Regions from separate parts of the Homo sapiens genome. Here region 2 is linked to region 1. Evidence: chromatin loops called from intact Hi-C (ENCODE). Cell type or tissue: IMR-90. All regions are shown on one strand.

Region 1 (2,500 bases):
AATGACAGTGTAATTTTCCTTTGTCACATGCCCATTGAAATGGCACAAGATAGATATATCCAGAATAAAAATCGCAGGGCAGAGTTGCAAGTCACTTGCATTAATAATGAGCAGTTACTCTTGTTTATCATGTTTCTGACATGATGCTAAATATAAATTAGGGCTTAGTTATATTAGAACTAACTATGTACGATCTCAAAATAAAACTGCTACACAGTATTTCTCTGAAATCTAGTCTGGTACAATGAAATCACTATAGGACACAGAGTTGGAAGATGTGGGTTCAAATGTCATTTCTGTCCCTTTTTACATATGGCAAATAAAGAAAACATCTTCCTTCATGTGACTGATATGAGAAATAAACTGGGAGATGTATGAGAAAGTGCTGGATTTACCATAGGCAGTAAGTAAAAGGTAACACACTGACATTGGTTTGAAAATTGTCCTGGTGTGTTTTACCAGTTTTTATTATAATAATGCTATTTATGACTTTATTCCTTTTTTATTTAAATTACTTGGTCCAGAACCTAAGTTTATTTCGTTTTTATATTTCCTAAACATATGTATACCTATGTATATATTCCTCACTTTTCAACTAAATATCGGGACGATTTTTATAAATTTTAATGGAAATGTTTAATTTGACTATTCAAATTCCATCCAGTTGAGTTTCTCAAATGGAATTTTTATTTTTTATTAATATGAATAGGGCACAAATAAATGCCCTGAAAGAATGCCCCATTCACAAGGGTGAAATTCATGGAAATGTGATTACTTTTGAAAGGACCTGGGATTACAGGCATAAGTGACTGTGTTCAGATTTTGGCTTCTTGAGATTTCTAAAGACCCTGTCCCCTAAGTCAACCTAAATACCCAGTGCAGGATCTTGAGACCTGGGTAGGAAAGAAGAGCACCCGAGTGAGGAAGAATAGAAGTTGAAATCTACAACTGTATTTCTCTCCTAGGTCTCCAGCAAATTGATTTGATAAGGTTGCTACACCCAATCTTTGTACTTCTTAGAAAAAATCCCTCCAATTTTCTGCATTATGCAGGCAATCATTGAATTTGGTGACAATGATTCGGAACGGTATCATTTCCTGAACCTTTATATTTCTAGCCTTCTTTCATGATTGTTACTCCTGTGCTTCCCTTTCCCTAGTAGCTGTCACAAGTTTGGGATGTGCTGTATATCTGATTACTTATTCTGCACAGACAGACATACATACTAGAGTGACCACATATGGGAACCTCAGAGATGACTGTTTCACAGGGAGTCAGGTTATGGAGAAACCCTCTTCTGATCTGAAAGTAAGAAATTAGATCTTGTTCGCAATAAGCACCATGCTTGCATATGCTCTTCCTCCCACTAGGGGGTCATAGTAGGAGCTTCAGGAAAGGAGGGAAGGTGTACTTGTCTGGTAGCAGGTTCTGCAAAGATTCAGGATATTGGGATAAAAGGGAGTCCCCTCTGCAGCCAGTGGAATGAAAAACTAAAACCACCAGACATCAACACCTGCATTTGGCTCCTCTAGGACATGGTGACTGTGGGCTTGCAGGCTTGTTTTCTTTTGCCCAGCAAGAAAATTGAGTTTGAATACCTTTAAATAAGACAAATAGTCTTTGGTTTAACACAGGCCCCACCATCCCTTTATGTTATCTGTAAGTCTCTTGAAGGCATTTCTGTTTATTTCTGGTCTAAATTAACTTACTTGCAAAAAACGCCATAGAATCTCAGACTCTGATTCTGAACACACAACAAAGCCCAGATAAGTTTTTAGCTCTAAGCCCCATTTTTATTGCACAGGCCTTTGTCTCTTGCTGAGATGATATACAGGAGTGTTCTGAATGTTTGTTTCTTGTCCTCTACTCACATGGTGGGGTTGGATATGACAAGCTACGTCTCGCTCTTAGGGATAATCTTTCCAATAGAACCTGCCCCTCTATATTTGCCACTATTTTGCCACTTATTGTTTTTTCTCTAATGGAAGTCCACCCTGGTTTTATTTTTTTATTTCCACCATTCACACTCTAAAGGAGGAATCAAAACTTTGTATGAGGGATCAGCAATTTCACCTGGAAAAGACTGCTTTGTTCTCCAGACCACAGTAGGCCAGGGGACCCAGGCTTAATTTCATCCTTTTAGTCTAAAATTGTGGTCAATAGAGCAGATTTTGCTTGTCTTTTGCATGCCTGCTATGGAAAGGCTGATTCAGGCAAAGGGTAATATGCAAATTCAAAAGGAGTATATCTTTAATAATAAAAGGATCCCTTAGTCACAATTGCACTCCTATATCATACTTTGGTTTAGCAGCACTGCAGTATTCCAGTTTATTCTCTTATTTTTAAAATATAAAATAATAACACAGAATCTCAACAGGTTAGCGTTTGCAAGTGTATTACATCCATGATCTCAGAATCTTCAAGACCCACTTGTCTGAACGGAATGACTGAGTGTTTGGAGGACCACTGTATAGAAGGAAGGCTTCAACTGGTTTGATAA
Region 2 (2,500 bases), 49 kb before region 1:
GGAGTGCAATGGCACAATCTCGGCTCACTGCAACCTCGGCCTCCCAGGTTCAAGCAATTCTCCTGCCTCAGCCTCCCAAGTAACTGGGATTATAGGCACCTGCTACCATGCCTGGCTAATTTTTTGTATTTTTAGTATACAAATTAGACAGGATTTCACTATGTTGGCCAGGCTGGTCTCGAAATCCTGACCTTGTGATCTACCCACCTTGGCCTCCCAAAGTGCTGGGATTACAGGCGTGAGCCACTGTGCCTGGCTGATATTTTGATTTTCTAACATTAAACCACTTCTGCATTCCTGAAATAATCCAAGTTACTCGTGGTTATACATCTTTGGGTTCTCTTTGTGAATATTTTGTGTGGGCTTTGTATTTTTTAGAAAAATAAATAAGATTTGTTACATAATATGATTGATCACTAAATGTTACATACTAAAATTGATTTTTAAAACACGTAATCACAAATAACATGATCTGGTTTACAAGGGTATGTGCATACTTAAGGATATATTTGTAAAGCATTGTGTTCTTTTGGTCATGGCAGACAAAATAATTCCTATGAACCCTTTCATTGAGAAAAACTAGATTAAATGGAAAATTACGTTTTAAAAAATGTGATTGAAGATATTAAAGAATACCAAGGCAATAAGAGGTATGATGCTTAAATCTGGGCAGTTGAGGGATTGCTTTTAACAGAATCAAATGGACAGGGGATATAGATACTAAAGTTTATGTCCTTGCAAAATTGATACTCTTTTTTAAAAAAAGTTTTGAGACAGAGTCTCACTCTGTCATCCAGGCTAGAGTGTGGTGGCGTGAACAGCTGAATAGCAGTCCTGAATAGCTGGAATCACAGTTGTGCACGACCATGCCCATTTAATTTTTAAACATTTTTTGTAGAGAAAGGGTCTTATCATGCTGCCTAGCCTAGTTTCAAACTCCTGGGCTCAAACGATCCTCCTGCTTTGACCTGCCAAAGTGCTGGGATTACAGACATGGGCCACTACACCCGGCTGGTTGACATTCTTTAGGCTTTAACATCCTTGAATGCTATTGGGATAAAATTGTCCCTGTCTGTGTTGGTTGTGTTCTACTTGCTTTCTCCCAGATCCATTTTCTGCCCTTCTTTGTGTCCAGAGAGGATGGGATGAGTCAGGCCCAAAAGACTATTACTTCAGCTTGTGCAACTGGGAAAATGATCTTAGAGGAATTTACATTTAAATTTAAGGGACCGAAGCTGACTGTCTACAGATTTGGTAAGGAGTCGGACTTGGAGACAGTAGAAATTAAGATAATGTGAATATATTTTAAGCTGTCCTCTTTACATATGCATATGTTAAACCCATAGGAAATATAGGTGCAAATATGAGGGTGACTTTGCACCTACAATTGATCAACAGGAACATCCTAGAGAAGACAATTGTCCTGGGGAGATGATGTGAGTGAAATAGGAGGCCAGCATGGAAATATGGAATGTTCAGTCCTTGCTAGCCAAGATGAGAGCAGAAATAAATGATACGAAACTAAAAATACAAAAGTAAGTTAACTGCTTTATATAAGCATTAGGGAAAATGCATTATCAGCTAGGTGTGAGGGTACCTGTCCAGTCTGCCTTCGTTTTCTCCTAGGTGGTGCTGGTGTCCCTCCACTTCCCAAAAGAATGATGCCGGACTCATTCTTGGTGCTGAATGACAGGTTGATTTCTGTTCCTACATCAATTGGCACAGGGGAGAGCTCCACAAAACCAGGCTTAGGAAAGCTAACTGTGTAAACATTCTGTGAGTAAAGGAAAAGAAGAGTAGAAACCATTAGAAATGAAAATTTAAATAAGTTCTCCATCTCACTCACCCTCCTCGATGCAATTAATGTGATTATGAAATACATCATAGGTTTAGAAAGCAGGAAAACATGGAAAGTTTAAGAGCAGTTGAAGAAATATTATTTCTAGTTATATGATAACTTCAAATCTTCTGAGCAGTTTTTGTTAAAATCAGAATTATAGCCTCTACTTTTATTCTAGAGCTTTTGATTTTAAATATAGAAGATTATCACTGTTAGGTACCTTTTTTTGTTGTTGTTGTTTAAACCAAAGATTTAAGTCAAACTGACACACAAGCAGGTACATGTCTAGGGAGATTGTCCCTAAGTTTCCTTTGAAAACACTGTAACGAATATCTCTTGAATAAACTCTATCACTTAATTGTTTATGTTTTACAGATGGGTATGACCATTATCTGTGTCTGCATTTTTCCCCAGTGATAAGACCAAACCTTAAAAATAAATAAAACAAACATCGCATAGTCTAGTTTTTTCTCAATATTAAAGTAATACCATTGTCCTTGCTCAGTATAAAATTAAAACAGTTACATTTCAAGTAGAAATGTAAATAAGGTGCAAAAGGGAGAAAATCAGCTCCCCATCTCAATCTCAAAGCTGTGCAGAAGCATATAGCTTTCTATAATTCATTCATTCATTCATTCATTCACTCTTTCACAACCTTGC

The links. Hi-C counts contacts between places; a loop is a spot of excess contacts. Peaks named below come from ENCODE experiments on the same cell type or tissue, not always from the same donor. Only the 100,000 strongest peaks of a DNase experiment are listed, where the experiment ranks them.
Region 2: it touches region 1 in a loop (2.6-fold over the local background); 4 of 110 quality-filtered maps call a loop at or near these places.

What each region holds. Positions count from the first base shown.
Region 1 is chr6:129,431,775-129,434,274 of GRCh38, reverse strand. All of the region lies in intron 41 of LAMA2 (laminin subunit alpha 2), which reads right to left. Among named protein-coding and RNA genes, the nearest start is that of ARHGAP18, 280 kb to the left of the region's middle. In IMR-90, a CTCF peak has its summit at 1,365; no DNase peak of the experiment used is centred here.
Region 2 is chr6:129,480,537-129,483,036 of GRCh38, reverse strand. It overlaps LAMA2 (laminin subunit alpha 2), which reads right to left. Exons shown (of 65, transcript NM_000426.4): 55 at 1,598-1,774. It overlaps LOC124901401 (a long non-coding RNA gene), which reads left to right. Exons shown (of 2, transcript XR_007059767.1): 1 at 1-1,254; 2 at 1,347-2,500. Among named protein-coding and RNA genes, the nearest start is that of ARHGAP18, 230 kb to the left of the region's middle. In IMR-90, no CTCF peak of the experiment used is centred here; a DNase peak (open chromatin) is centred at 1,156.